Regions from separate parts of the Homo sapiens genome. Here region 1 is linked to region 2. Evidence: chromatin loops called from intact Hi-C (ENCODE). Cell type or tissue: MCF 10A. All regions are shown on one strand.

Region 1 (8,000 bases), 430 kb after region 2:
CAGTTTGAACTGGGGCCAGGTTCTTGATTTTCTCCTTTGATACTTTCTCCCAGCCTTGTGGATGTTGGGGCCACCTCTGCCAGCCAGCAAGGGAAGAAAGTGATTACTTTTTTACATAGCAGTCATAGCAGTTCAAATGCTAATTCTTTTTTTCTTTCTTTCTTTCTTTTTTTTTTTTTTTTTGAGATGGAGTCTCATTCTGTCACCCAGGCTGGAGCGTAGTGGTACGATCTTGACTCACTGCAACCTATGCTTCCTGGGTTCAAGTGAGTCTACTGCCTCAGCCTCCTGACTAGCTGGGATTACAGGCGTGTGCCACGACACCTGGCTAATTTTTTTTTTTTTTTGTATTTTTTGTAGAGATGGGGTTTCACCACGTTGCCCAGGCTGGTCTCGAACTCCTGACCTCAAGTGATCCACGTGCCTTGGCCTCCCAAAGTGCTGGGATTACAGGCATGAGCCACCGCACCCGGCCCCAAACATAAATTCTTTCAAGGTCTTTCAGTAGTCACCATACCTGGATCCTTCCTAATTCCTCTAATTCCACTAATTAAACTGGATTATCTCAAGCTAATCATATACAGGATCTTAATGATTTAAAACAAAACAAAACACTCTCTACCTGGCCATGCCATGTGAAGGACATTTGATCCTCTATCCTAGCGTGTGTGTGTGTGTGTGTGTGTGTGTGTGTGTGTGTCACAGAGAGAGAGAGAGGTGTCATCTAACATACCCTCTACATGTAAATGAACAATCTTTGGAGGTGCACAAATAGGTTAGCCCAGCGACCTGCCTCGCAAGAATGCTTTGAGGAGTTACTAGTTACAGGATATAAGATACTACAGAAACCTAAATTGTTTCTGAAAATGCTAAACAATAAGACATTTCTCAAAAGGGCCTCAGTCCCTTCAGTATTTTACAGGAATTCCAACTCTAGCAGCTTTACACAGGCATTATCACTTAATTACCAATAAAAATCTCACTAGCAACTTCCATAACTTCATTTGCAAATGAATATGCACACCTCCTAAATCATTCCCTCCTTTTCTCTCTCTCTCTCCCCAAGTTATTCCCTGACTGGCTCTGAAAGACTCCACGGCACCTGGGATTTGTAGAGGGCCCCCGTTTCCAGGTGTCCTTCCAGGCCAGCATGCACTCCGGGACATGTCAATACCACGTTGATGGAATTGTGCCTGATTCCCACTCAAATCCATCCATCCCTCCTGGCATTGGTGGGGGTCGACGCATGACAGAAACCTGGCTCCATTTGCTTGAAAGGTTCACAAACCATAGTGAATTTTTTTTTGTTTGGTTTTGTTTTGTTTGGCTCTGTCGCCAGCCTGGAATACAGTGGCGCAATCTCGGCTCACTGCAACCTCTGCCTCCTGGGTTCAAGCGATTCTGTTGCCTCAGCCTCCCAAGTAGCTGGGACTACAGGCGCGTGCCACCTCGCCCAGCTAATTTTTGTAGTTTTAGTAGAGACGGGGTTTCACCATGTTGGCCAGGATGGTTTCCATCTCTTGACCTCATGATCCGCCCACCTTGGTCTCCCAAAGTGCTGTGATTACAGGCGTGAGTCACCATGCCCGGCCCCCATAGTGAACTTCTTGTGATCCAAGGCCAAGTTTCCAGTATGTAATGAAAACTGAAACCTGGTTTTGAGTTTCCAAATTCACACAGAGCCAGTCATGACGGAAGATGTGTGAGGTAGCAAGGGTGAGCAGCACCACGGCACAACCAAGACACTCAGCACTTGGTTCTATTTCTAGCTCTGCCACCTCCTTGCTATGTGGCCCGAGGCTGGTCACCTGCTCTCACTTAGTTACCTTTCCCTAGTATTGGGGGAGAGCAGAGCTTTTTGCCTTATCATTCCAGGACCTGAGGATGTGTATGCTGAAACAGTGGCATTTCTCTGAATCTCTTTGAATTACAGTGCACATATCTTCAGGATATCAGAGACATCCCATCCATACCAGCACGTGCCTTCTTTTCCTAGTCATTTTTCTTCAACTATTCCCGTTTGAGCTGGGCTAAGAGAACAACAGTCTGGACTCATTCCTTAGGTGCATTGTTGGCCTTCTCACAGACTTAAATATATACATCTGTCCCACTTTTAGAGAAAATAGGAACAAAATCTATTACATGTATTTTAGGCCCTCTATCTGAATTCTGAAGTCTTTCTCTGACTTCTTTTTCAGCTTCAGCTTTTGATTTCAGGCACATTCACACTTGTTTAGCTTTCAACTTACAGAGAATGCTGGAAAAGAGATTCATGCATTATTTAGAGCATTCGTCTAAATGCCCTCCCAGATCCCTTCTAACTCCATGAGGTCCCATGAGTCTGTGAAATGCATGGGCAAAGGAAGAGGAACTGAGGCTTTGAAATCAGATATACCTAGTTCCAATTCCTAGTTCTCAAGTTTACTAGTTGTGTGACTTTGGGTGAGCTGCTTAACCTCATAGGAGCCTAGAGTCCTCATCTAAAAACCTGGGCCAGTGCCAACTACCAAGCCATGACTGTGAGGATTAAATGAGACATCACTTCCATAAAAACACGGAACAGAGTGTGAGGCATACAGCAGGTGCCAAGGTAGATATTAGATCCTGCTTTTCATTATTGGTGCAAGTTTCTGATGGGTCAAACATGCAGGCTGTTGTATATTTGAATATTGCTTCAGTCTTCACTTCCACGGTTTTATTTCAAAAAGAGAAAGAAGGAAGGAAATAAACAGAAACTGTCAGAGGCCCTTCGGAAATCATCACTCATCCATTGAAATGTGCTTTCCATTCAAAAACTACCTTATTAATTATTCATTGCTTTTGGAACTGAAAATGAGAACAGAGCTTAAGACCCAGAGTTGGACAAGAACAGTGTTCCAACTGCTTGATTTCTGTCATTTCCTGGTTTCTACGCAGTACCTCCCAAAATCTGAGATTTGCAGTTTTGGGAGTCGAGAGAACTTTAGGCTTGATGATCAGTCAGGTTTAGTCAGGTTTAGCCAATGCCCTGGAATGACTGTTCTCTTTACTTTCATTTCCACTCCCGGCACCGCATTTCTGGGGGATTATTTCACTGCATGGGTGGCCCGAGTCCCTTGGCCTTCAGCCTTATGGCTCATTCCACCGCTCTGGGCAAGCCATAACCACCCGAACATGCAAGTCTTTCTTTTGTGCCCCAGTGGCATGAGTAACATCATTAACTCTTCAGGGCCGAGGTTTGGGATTAGGTAAAAATCTTACATCCCCCCGTGTTTGCAGTCAGAACACCAGAGTAACAACAGGGTGTTTGCGGGGCTTGTTTTCACGCCAGAAATGAGGTTGCCCTAACACACAATCCTTAAGATGTTTTTTCCCTAACGATTGTCTTCACCAGGATCGTGGGTTACAAAATGGAAGCTCAGTGCTTCCTGCTTCGAGTTCCAGTAGAACAAACATGCAAGAGACTCCTCGGCTTGGAAACTCTTCAAACCAGGGAAGGGCTGCTGATGTGTCCCCAGGAGGGGAAGGGCAGGAGGAGCACAGTTGTGCAGGGGGGTGTTTCACATGCTTCTCTAAAGAAGAGCTTCCTAAAGTGTAAAAAGGCTGGGGAAAGACACATTTCCCAAGGCCTGGGGCCAGTGCGGGGACAAACGCGAGGCTGGCGCACGTGCATTGCGGGTTCCGCGCGCCATCTGGTGGCTTCGGGCTGACATTGGGCGCACCATCCGGGCTTTTACCCCATTGACAGACCTCATAGAAGGAACCCATTGCGGGCGATAAAGTTCTGCTGGAAGTGATCACCAGGGCCCCCAAAGGAAGACACCGAGGGCCAGATGTTCCGAATTCCACTCCTTATTCTACAACTGGATACTGAAAGCCTCAGGTTCTCTTTGACAAGGGGGCACTGATCCTTCCTTCAGGACCAGCCTTCCTATCACACAGCAACATAAGCACTCGGCTCTGGGCAGTGTGGCCCCTCTGTGCCTTGCTTTCCACATCATGACGCCACATGACGGGCCACAGGAGTCTTCCCTTCGCCCCTACCTGGAACGCGTGTATTCCCTTCCAGCCTTGTGAATCCCACAGTTCTCAAGGCTCAGTCCACAGGCATCTTTATATCCTTAGAATATTTGCCTCATATTTTGTTCATACTAGTGTTTCCAAAGTGTGTTCCAAGAATGATGGTGTTATTAATCAGAATTGTATCTCTTTTTGAAAAGGCATTCAAAGTTTGGGAAAGTCAGGGTTACGCAAAGGTTAAACAGACCTGATTGCAGGATATCTCAGGAGCATGACACATACTGAGAATGTAGTGGATTTCTAAGAAGGAACTACAGTTTGCTATAGTTTCTAAACTTGTTTGACATCAAAACCTTCCTCCTATCTCCACCTTTGAAATGTATCTTGCAAATATTGCATCTAATAAAACAATTTTAAGGAAAAATAGCATCCTGTTCACTTGACCCAAGATTATGTAGCTGTCTTTTTAAAACTGGAAGACATCTGCATTCGTTTGCTAGGGCTATTATATTGCCTCACGGTTGTGGATGCTGAAGATCCAAGGCCAATGTGTTGGCAGGGTTGGTTTCTTCTGAGGCCCCTCTCCTTGGCTTATAGATGGTCGTCTTCTCTCTGTGTTACCACATGGTCTTCCCTCTGTGCCTATCTGTGTCCTAGTTGCCTTCTCTTTTCTTCATTGTTTCTTCTTCTTCTCCTTCTTCTTTTTTTTTTTTTTTTTTTTGAGATGGGGGTCTCACTATGTTGCCCAGGCTGGTCTCAAACTCCTGAGCTCAAGTGATCCTTCTGCCTCAGCCTCCCAAAGTGCTGAGATTACAGGAATGAGCCACTGTGCCCAGTCCTAATTTTCTCTTCTTATAAGGACATCGGTCATATTGGGTTAGGACCCACCAACATGACCTCATTTTACCTTAATCACCCTTTTAATGTCCCTATGTCCAACTACAGTTACATTCAGAGGTACTAGGGGTTAGGACTTTAACAAAGGAATTTTGGGGAGCCACAATTCAGCCCGTAACAACATCTTATTGTTGCATCTGTAGGGTAAAATGTATGCTTCAATGGAAAATTATGCATTGTTTAGAGCAGGGTTGGCAAACTACAACCAGTGAGCCAGATCCAGCTGGCCACCTGTGTTTGTAAATAAAGTTTATTGGCACACAGCAGCATTCACCCTTCACATATTGTCTAAGATTACTTGCATGTTCACTGACAGTTGAGTATCTGTACAAAAACCATATGGCTTGCAAAACCAAAAACATTTACAATCTAGCCCTTTATAGGAAAAGGTCTAGAACCCACCCACCCACCCTTCAGGGTTATCTAATTTTGATCCTATAGGGGCTCTGCACCTTTCACGGCCTTTGAGTTATTTTACAACTCAATAAATTGTAGATCATGGATAACAATGCAAAACAATCCTTGACCACAGACAAGAAGCAGCCAGTTTTGCCTCAGTTTGCTTATTCCTTTCAGTATCCTTATCAATAAATGTGTGTCTTCTTTGGATTATCTTTTGAACTGGCAGTAGCGTCTTGCAGTTTCCTCATTATTAATGAATTGAATAAATCTTTAACTTTTTTTTTTAGTATCTGTACGAGTCATAATTTTACCTTTTTTTTGAAAAAGTGTCCCTTAAAATATCAATGTTAGGTTTCTTGAGTGTAATAATGGCACTGGGATTATAAAAGACAATGTTTTTGCTCTTAGGAGTACATATTAAAGCACTTAAGGTGTGTCACGCGCGTCCACGTGAAGAGAGTCCACGAACAGGCTTTGTGTGAGCAGCCAGGCTGTTCGTGTGACAAGGTGAAGTGGCATCATGCTTACAATTTGTTTTCAAATGGTTTGGCGTATATGAATATAAATGTGTGTGTGTCTGTAAATACTCACACATACATCACATATATAGGAGGAAAGATGGAGGAAGAGAAGGAAAATTGGTAAACTATAAACAACTAGTGAATCTAGGTGAAGTATGGTGCCCTTGAATGGTGTACTATTCATTGAACTTTTCCATATGTTTGACAATTTTCAAAGTAAAAAACTGGGCAAGGGGGGATAAGTTTATGTCATATTCCTCATGAAGCGTGTTGTCAGCTTCATGTCCTATTCTTCTGGATGTTTTTCCAGTACTTCAGAGATTAGCCAATTATAGACGTTTGTTAGTAGTCTGACTTTCTGCAGTGGGTACTGCAAGTAAGAAAAAGTAAATGATTGGGAGGCTGAGGCTGGCCAATTGCTTGAGTCCAGGAGTTTGAGACCAGCCTAGGCAACATGGAGAAACCTCAGGTCTATGAAAAAAAAGAAAAAAATCAGCTGGGTATGGTGGCATATGCTTGTAGTCCCAGCTACTAGGGAGGCTGAGGTGGGTGGATGGCTTGAGCCCAGGAGATCGAGGCTGCAGTGAGCTGTGATCATGCGACTGCACTCCAGCATGTCTCAAAAAAAAAAAAAAAAAAAAAAGTAAATGGAACATGAAACATTAATGTTTCTACTGTCACATGGCTCAATTTCTTCTAGAATTCTTAATAGTACCAAGCAAATAAGATGTTAAAGTAGATTTTTTTTTAAGCTAGTTATATCCTATTCCTAAAGAATGCTCTTTAAAAAATAAAATTTTATGGCCAGGTGTGGTGGTTCACACCTGTAATCCCAGCACTTTGGGAGGCCTAGGCTGGCGGATCGCCTGAGGCCAGGAGTTCAAGACCAACCTGGCCAATATGGTGAAACCCTGCCTCTACTTAAAAAATACAAAAATTAGCCAGGTGTGGTAGCGGGTGCCTGTAGTCCCAGCTACTCAGGAGGCTGAGGCAGAGGAATCGCTGGAACCCGGGAGCAGGAGGTTGCAGTGAGCTGAGATCATGCCACTGCACTCCAGCCTGGGTGACAGAGTGTGACTCCATCTCAAAAAAAAAAAAAAAAAACAAAAACAAAAAAAAAACAAGAAAAGAAAAGAGAGAGGAAAGAAAGAAAGAAAGAAAAAGAAAAAAGAAAGAAAGAGAAAGAAAGAAAGAGAAAAGGAAAGGAAAAGAAAGGAAAGGAAAGGAAAAGAAAGGAAAGGAAAGGAAAGGAAAGAAAGATCTTTTAGGACAAACTCTGGACGTGAGGACCTCTTACACGGTGCTCATGTTCAAGCTTAAGGCATTACTTTTTGTAGTGTGTTTGGGGTGGAGGTGGAGGTTGAAGTTTGTGTCCCTCAATGACTGTATAGTTTTGCACACCCTCCCCACCCCACCCCCAGCTTGACATCATGGTCTTAATACAGTTAGAGACCTCATTCATTGCAATTTGACTGCTGCTTGAGCCGGAACTGTAAGATTCAGAGCTCTTTGCATACTTAGAGGTATGAATAGTGCGGTAACAATGAGGAAAGAAAGTAAGCTAAATTCTCAAACATTGTGTCATTTAGCATGAAGGTTTAAGATTGAAACTTTCTGCCTGAGGGAAGCAGAAAAAAAATGAGTTTGTACAGAAGGTTTCCAGTTTCTGAATGTAAAAGGCACACTAAAAATAGCTAAAGGGACTGAGTCGCCTAGAGGCTTCTTGAGTTGCCCAGTGGGAGTTCCTGCTCGGAGAAGCTGTCCTTCAAAGCTGCTGCTGGAAACAGCCCTGAGACCGTTGGTGTGTGATGCAGAGCTCTCCTGGGTGGATTTCATTTGGTCACAAGGAAGCAGGAGATGAAGCAGATGGAGATGTTTCTTCATGGAAGGATCCCCTAGGGGAAGAAATGTTCTACCTCTGACAGAGGCTGACAGTCCAGAAGGTAGAGGCACATTGTGGGCTCAGAGACCAGATCTTGCTGAAATCAGGGTCAACCAATCGCAAATGGGCACTAACCTCAAAGAAAGAGTCCTTTCTTTCCATGGCCACTGATACGGTGTCATTTAAGACCCTGATTTTTTCTTGTCTGGGCTATTACCACAGCCTCCTCTCTAGGCCCTCTGTCTCCAGTTTCCCCTCCTTCTCCAATTCATCCTACATATGGACTCTGGTGGGATTTT
Region 2 (8,000 bases):
GCCTCGGCCTTCCAGAGTGCTGGGATTACAGGTGTGAGCCACCACGTCCAGCTGAATTCCTCTAAGCTTTTTACTGCCCATCATCCCTATTAAAGAAGGAGGGAAAATGTCTTAGCTTCAGCTGCTGTAACAAAGTACCAGAGCCCAGTGGCTTATAAACAACACGCAGTTCTTCCTCACAGTTCTGGAGACTGGGGGTCTGAAATCAGGGTGCCAGCATGGTTGGGTTCTGGTGAGAGCCTCTTCTGGACTGCAGATGGCACATTCTAGCTGTGTCCCTGCATGGTGGGAAGAGAATGAGACTCCTCTCTGGGGTCCCTTTGATAAAGGCACTAATCCCATTTGCAGGGGCTCCAACCTCAGGACCTAATCACCTCCCAAAGGCCCCACCTCCTAATGCCATTCGTTACCTTTGGAGTTGGGTTTTTTTCAACATAGGAATTTTGGTTGGGCTGTGGGGAGCATAAACATTCAGTCCATAACCGAAAGGAAGTCAGCACAGATGAAATGTAACTCTGCTCTTTCACTTAATTCTCACAGCAAACTGGCAAGGGAGGCAACGTGACTCTTCCTATTTTATGAGGAAAAAAACGGGCTCAAGAGGTGAAGGAATGCTTTCTGGGTTAGAGAGTTAACCAAAGTAGAGTTAGGGGCCCAATCTAGGGTGTAGATGCCAGGCCCGCCTGTCCCTGCAGGGAGCAGGCAGTGACCTCCTCTGACGGGGCCAAGTCCCCTTTTCTCCTTGGTCTGAGGAAGGTGGACGATGAAGAAACAATATCACACGCTCTTCACCCTTCTAGACTCAAGCCAATTTCCACCTCTTCCATGAAGCCATCCCTGATCCCCCAGCTCTGAATCATTGCTCAGCCCTCCACGCTGCCATACATTCTAGCAGCCCCTTTTATCCTGCTTCCCCTACCAAAGAGTGAAGGACCCAACTGCCCCTTCTTCAGCAGTCTCTGTAAACCTTAGGCCCTGGGACGCTGCCCTGCTCTTATTAGGAGTGGAGCAGTGTATTAACAAGGGGATTATGTGCTGGCTGCTGGACTCTGGTGAGCAGAGAATAGAGCTGAGGCTGCCAGGTGTGTGCACACCTGTGCCACGGGCCTGCCCCGGCAGCTGATTTACAGTGTCGGTGAGGAGATGCATCCCCATGAAGGGAAAATCCATCAGATGGTAAATACTGTTTTGAGATATTAGCTCTCCCAAGCTAATTAGTTCCTTCCAAGCCCACCTGGGGTTTCTGAGACTTCTGGTTGCCTCCCCTGCTGGCGTTTTCACTGGGGGAGGGGCACGGTTTGGAGGGGGAGAGCTGGGGGAAACATTTCCAGTTTCGTCCCAAGTGTCTAAGCTATATTCTCTGTGGATTCCCTTCTTCTTGCCTATTGGTAATCCATCATTTCCTTTCCGGTAGATAAATAGCTATTCTCTGACATCAACCCACATTTTTCTGTTCACTTCTGCTCCTCATAGTCATGGCATAAACCTGCACTCCCAAGCTCTAACTTGGTTCTTGATGTGTGAAGGCATCCTTCAGAATTCTAAGAGAAATCTCTTTCTCAGTGCAGCCTGCCTTTTGCAAATCAAAAGTGCTTTGGTTTTCAGACTATTTATTGTTTCCGCTAGAGATAGACAAAGCCTACTTGAAAGCTGGGAAATGAAGAACCTGAAGTTGGTGTGCACAGTGGGTAGGAAGTGATCCTGCCACCTTGGGGGCTGGGCTCAGGCGGGTTTGTCACCAGCAGTCCTAGGGCCACCATTCATCTCAGGCTTCATAAATGTGTTCATAAATGTGAACAGACTTGGTAAATGCGACAATCTCTGAGCAGTAGTGTTCTGAGGAAGGGGAACGTTTTTCTGAATTTGCGAACAAGCCGGTGGGGGTCTTTGACAATGGGTACAAGGAAGTAGAGGAGACAGCAACCTTTTAATGCCTATTGACATCCCACTATAATGAAGCAACATGGGGACACAAAGGCAGGGAGAAGGATGGGGTTGCAGTTGTTGCAGAGTCAGGCAAGGTTGCCACAGGGAGGGAGGGACTGGAATTGGGCTTCGATGAGGCGTTGAATGGGCAGATCAGAGGGAGAGGCATTTTAAATAAGGTGATGGTGGGGACACAGGTATGAGGGACGGACATTCATGGAGTGGCAGGGGACAGCCTGATGGTGTTGAGGGTTGGTGTTAGAGAATAAGAGAAGAGTGAGTTGGTAGATTTGGGTCCTTGAAGGTCAGACTGAGAGGTGGTTCAGTGAGCAGTGAAGGACCCCGGAGGAGGACAGCAGCCTTCCAGAGGGAGGCGGAGGGCAGAGTAGAGGTGAGGTGGAGGGCAGAGTACAGGTGAGGTGACAGAGACCCGGACGGAGGCTGGAGAGGAGGCCCTTCTGGGCTGAGGCCAGGCTGGGTGGAGGGCAGTGGGTGTGAGAAGGAGGAGGTCAGAATGAGGAGACATTCAGAAGGGGAATCAACCGGACTCTGGGGCTCCTTGGAGACAATGAGTCTTCACATCTGTGTGGCTGGAAGCTGATCAGACTTCACCAGGAAGGGGGGCCGTGGAGGAGACCCTGTTGGGGATGCATCGGTGGGACTTTAAGGGTGCAGTGTCCAGTAGGCAGCTGGCTTCGGGAACCTGGAGACTGCAGCAGAGTCAGTGCTGTGTGCCCGCCCAGGGGCTGTTTGTGCAGGGCGACCCGGGCCCGAGGTGAGGCCTCAGGGGACAGAGGCACCTGGAGAGAAGTGTGGAGCAGGTGTGACCTGGGAAAGCCCGTGGCGGGGGCCACTCCACGCAAGAGCAAAAGAGCTTTGGAAAGGAAGCATTGCAGTGGTCATATGTGCCGCTCTGCACTTGTTCAATGGGCTGGTGATTCCTCATTGTTCTGTGATGTTGGTTTCAGTTTTGTAATGAGTTTTCATGAAAATAACGAGCACAATGAAAGCCCACATCCCTCTCAAAGTAGCGGAATGGAAAATAGAACTCTGAAGAACCAGCTCTCTTGACGTTCTGAGGCCCAGACATTTCTCTCAGGGTTGTAGAACAACCTTGAACCTGCGTGTCTCCCTGACCCCACCGGACACCTGCCCCGGACCTTCCTAACGTCTAGGGGGTGACGCACCTGAGTGGAGATTCTCCATGCAGCACCAGGGATTTCTGCCATCGTGGACTTTTTAACAGGTGTTCTCAGGATGAGGACTTTTGGGGTGCACCCCCCACCGGCAGCAGTTGCGTTTCTGGGCTTGAGATTCAAGGCATGACTGAGCAGGTGGGGGATGATGCTATGCATTTTTTGGCATGAGGTCTCTTTCAAGTAAATGAAGAGGCCATTTCAGAAACACTGCAGAGAGAGAAATGTGAGCACACATTTTCTGCTCTGGCCACCATGATTCTTTTGCATCTCGTCACCATTTCCCTGCACTTATGCCACCCCCTTCCCCAAGCTCCAGGGCCCACTAACTGTGAGAACAACGAAAAGCATTAGCTATGGACTCAGCATGCTTCCTCCCCGAGAGCTCCCGACAGCCAGCAGAAATCAATAAATTAGGATAAAGAAAATGACATTTAGCTTTGTCTGGGCTCTCCTGTCTGTATGATTTTGCAGGCTTGGTGTGGAATGAAAATTCTGTTTCCTCTGCTCCCCTCCCCTAAACCTACAGACTGGTCTTCCTGCTTCCCTATGAGTGCCTGCTTCAACCCAGACAGTTCTGACACTTTGACTTACTGATCAACTTTTTTTTTTTTTCTTAAACCACAGTTTAAAAAAAGTCAAACACACACAGTCACGGGAAACAAAAACACACAAAACAACAAACCCTGTTTAAGAGCTGAGTAAGCACTAAGGCATGCATTCCCTCCAAGAGCAAGGGCCAGGATGAGAATTCTCGGTTCAGCTGACTAACGCAGCTCACATTTTAATAGTCTGCAGCTCTTTCTAAGCTGTTAACACTTTACTGTCTTAGAGGATGTTTGGGCTGAATACCTCCCATAGTTCTTCCACTGAGACATACCTTCTCCATGGTAGAGAAAAGCAAACAGGAGTGTTGTAGAGAAAGATGAGTCAGGGGCCAAGTGGGTTGGTGCCAAGACAAAGCAGGAACAAACCAGTGTTCTGGTGCCTTCCGAAAGGTATGTGTTTAGCTCCCACTGATAAGTGAGAACATGATATATTTGGTTTTCTGTTCCTGCATTAATTCGCTTAGGTTAATGGCCTCCAGCCACATCCATGTTGCTGCAAAAGACCTGATTTCATTCTTTTTTATGGCTGTGTAGTATTCCACGGTGTATATGAACCACATCTTTATCCAATTCACCATTGATGGGAAACTGGGTTGATTCTGTGTTTTTGCTATCATGAATAAAGATGGGAACAATAGTCACCGGGGACTACTAGACCAGGGACAGGGGAGGAGGGGCAAGGGCTGAAAAACTACCTGTTGGGTGCTATGCCCATTACCTGGGTGCCAATCGTACCCCAAAGCTCAGAATCATGCTATATACCTTGTAACAAACCTGCACAGGTACTCCCTGACTCTAAAATAAAAGTTGAAAAAGAAAAGGAAAAAAGGAAATGTATGTATGTGTCTTCTACACTTGACTGGTCAGCCAGGGCTGTCCTGTCCAAGCCTCTGTTCTCATCTCTCTCTTCACCCTGACGGCCACGACACGTCCAGAGCTGAAGAACAAAGTGTGCTTGAGGTCGTCTTGAGCGCAGGTTCCAAGATGATTGTTAACACACACAAAGCCTTCCGGACCCCAGCAGAAGGGTGACATTTTCTTCTGGTAGAGTTTGTAATTTAAGATAAGGCAATAGAGCCCGAAGCTGGCAGTGTGGTGTGCACGCCAGCCACATAGCAGCCTCACTTCTCGAGAGGAATCACAGTTTCTGTTTCTAGGTCTCTGGATTTGTACAGCCCAGGCCAGACACTGTGAGGATGCTGGATGGAAGTCTCTGTATAAGGGGCCGGTCCCGGAAATGAGTCCGTCATGTCTGTAGAGAGGTCACCAACAGCTGCCGGATATTGTGCTGCCTCTTCTGGTGGCACACATTTGCTTGGAGGAAAATGCACACTTATTTTAATATTAGATAAAGAGGAGGAGTTCTTCTCCACCAGTGAGCCCGACTCCAGAGAGTTTCTGGAGCCTTGAGGATGCATTTGTTGAGCACTTAGCAAGGGGCTGTGTGCTGTTGGCAGTGGACAAGGCCAAGGGCCTTGAGGCCTCTACTACCTAGGGCAAGGCCAGCAGATGTCTTCTGCAAAGAGCCTGATAGTAAATGGCATGGCTGTGTTCTAATAAAACTTTATTTACAAAAACAGCTGCTGGCCAGATTTGGCCCATTTGTTTGCTGCCCAGATTTTTCCTCTGAGCTTCTCAATGGTAAAAACAAATTCTCACCCGTTTTTTGTCTTCCTAGTGCCTAGCACGAGGCCTGACCCATGGAGGGCCTTCGGTGGCATGTGCCGAGTAATACTCCGTAAATGTCTTCCAAGGAAAATGCTGTGGCTCTCTAAGTAGATTTACAATTTGCAACTTGAGCTGCACTTGGAGTTATGATGCTAAGTTGTTGAAAGGACCGTAGCATCGTGTGTGTGTATGTGCACACACAATGTGCACACGCATCTTAACTCCCCAGGTATGTGGGCAGTGTACAACCCAATTCTGTTGGTCTTTTGACTCTTTCCTTTCCTTCTCCTTCTCTGTTCTTCTCTTTTCTCCTCCTCTCCCTTCTCTTGCCTCTTTCCCTAAATATTCATTATGTACTCTCTGTGTACCAGGTACTATGCTAGACACGAGGGATGTGAGGAAGAGAATCAAGACCTAATGTCTGCCTGCAAGGAGCTTATAGTCCAGTAGCTGAGCTGGCAAGGAGAAAAAAATTCTTGCCCAGGGAGCAGTGTGCACCAAGGGTGCGTTGCACTATGCTGGGGAAATGTGTTCATGGGGGTGGTGCATGGAAGCATGAGAGACAGAAGATATTTGCTGGTGGGGAGGGCGGGCAGAGACACTTTGTGCAAGACGATGCAGTGTGTTTGGGAAAGGTCAGGCATTGGTGTAGCTGGGGATGAGGAATGAGATGGGCCTGGGCCAGCAGGAGGCAGGATGAGGGGGAGGCCCGCCAGGGAGAGCCACTGAGGGGTTTCAGCTGGAAAATAAGGTGATCAGAGCTTCCTGTCTTAGACGGATGCCCTGGTGGTTTGCTGAGGATGGACAGAGAAAGGCAAGCCTGCAGGGTGGGTTGAAGAGCACTGCAAGGCCAGATGGAGGTGCTGAGGTCAGGAAACGGTGCTGTCACCGTGGGGATATGGAGGAGTGGGTGGGAGCAAAGACCTTACTAAGGTTGAATCTAGAGGACTTGGAATCTACATAACTGGTAGTAGACATTTTGAAGCAAAAAAGTAGGTAAGTTGAATACGTGCAGGGAGTCAGGGAGAGAAGAAAGATAAGAACAATACATTTGGGAAAGAAGTAGGGGGAGGATGAGGAGTTGAGTTGGGGAATGTTGAGTTTGAAAATCTATTGTCCAGTAGGATGTTGGGCATTTGGATTTGGTGCTCACAGGGGAAATTTGTGCAGAAGATATTGGCCGTCAAAAGCAGCAGGTGGTTGGAGTTGCAGGATGGAGGCACCCTCTCAGGGAAAAGGTGGGGGGGTTGGCGAGAGAAAACTCTGGGCAGCACCGTCACTTCCAACAGCCATGGGCCATGATGGGAAAGTTCCTACTGGAGGGAAAGCATGGGCAGCATCATCACCTCCAACAACCACGGGCCATGATGGGAAAGTTCCTACTGGAGGGAAAGCGTGGGCAGCATCATCACCTCCAACAACACGGGCCATGATGGGAAGGCTCCTACTGGAGGGAAAGCATGGGCAGCAACACACCTCCAACAGCATGGGCATGATGGGAAAGTCCCCACTGGAAGGAAAGCGCAGGCAGCACCATGGAAGGAGAGCAAGGGCCCTTTTTTGAGGTTGTCTGCATGTTGCTGGCACAGAAATTAATCGCCCTGGCTGAGGAGAGCCTCCAGTGGGAGGCGAGCCCTTGGATTGGGAAACCCATGGACAGAAGGAAAACAGAAGACCTTGACCATAGATTCCAGGTGTTTCTTCCTTCCAGTAATGATTCCTGGTCTGGGTTAGCAGTGGGCCTCTGTACATGCCTCTTTCTCCCTTAAGCAATAAAGGAATAGGGCTGTCGTTTTCCCAATGTTGAACCAAAGTGTGTGTTTTGGGTCATCAGCCCTGTAGGGAAGGAGAAGCCCCTGAGTGCCTTGCCCTGCCTTGGGGAGGGTGCAGCTCTGGACACACAGGGGTGTCCACTTTAGTTCTGCTTTTTCAAACTAAGGAGTGAACTTAACAGCCTTTGATAATTGTCTCAGCTTTTAAGCCATAGATTAAGTTTGAAAGCCATTCTGCAAATACATGGTCCTGGGTGATTTTCTGTTTATAGGACCAAGGCAGTAACGTGTGTCTACTGTTTTGATAAATCTTTCTTATGAAAGTCTGTGTAATTGGTTATAGACATTTTGAAGCAAAAAAAGTTGGTAAGTCCTCATTAAAGGAGGAGAAAACTAAACTAAATAGACAATACAACGCTGAGGGAAAGGAACTGGACCAGACAATTTTGGAAAAACATGATGCAGGGGCAGCCTTTGTGTGTTTAAATAAATTTTACTGAGAAGACCAATAGTTTAAACAGGTAAGTACTGAGAGAGCCTTTCCCTGGAGGTCTCCCTTCCCCATCCCACCTGCCACCTCCCCTCAGGAGTTACCCGTGGGCCTTTGCACCCTGTACTTGGTAGAAGTCTATGTCTGTCCTGCTAACTTTCCCAAATGCCCAGTGAGCATTATCTCCAGGCCATTCATTGACATCTCTCAACCTAGACGAAAACTTCTGACACATGGCACGTTAACCTGCCTGCTTCCGTCTAAACCTTGCATCACAGAGAGACTCATTTGTTTCTAAGGAACATTCCAGACAATGCATTTTCTGGCCTGGGACTTGGTT

Evidence for each region. Hi-C counts contacts between places; a loop is a spot of excess contacts. Peaks named below come from ENCODE experiments on the same cell type or tissue, not always from the same donor. Only the 100,000 strongest peaks of a DNase experiment are listed, where the experiment ranks them.
Region 1: a loop joins it to region 2, with 9 times the contacts of the local background. A loop is called at or near these places in 12 of 110 quality-filtered maps.

The regions. Positions count from the first base shown.
Region 1 is chr1:234,494,917-234,502,916 of GRCh38, reverse strand. No RefSeq gene overlaps it. Among named protein-coding and RNA genes, the nearest start is that of TARBP1, 20 kb to the right of the region's middle. RefSeq lists enhancers at 2,866-2,955, 3,366-3,415, 3,456-3,505, 3,500-3,794, 7,573-7,782. In MCF 10A, a CTCF peak has its summit at 3,670 (motif pointing left); DNase peaks (open chromatin) are centred at 1,256, 1,646, 2,496, 3,626 and 2 weaker places.
Region 2 is chr1:234,921,898-234,929,897 of GRCh38, reverse strand. No RefSeq gene overlaps it. Among named protein-coding and RNA genes, the nearest start is that of LINC02971, 31 kb to the left of the region's middle. RefSeq lists enhancers at 2,309-2,398, 3,159-3,238. In MCF 10A, no CTCF peak of the experiment used is centred here; a DNase peak (open chromatin) is centred at 3,927.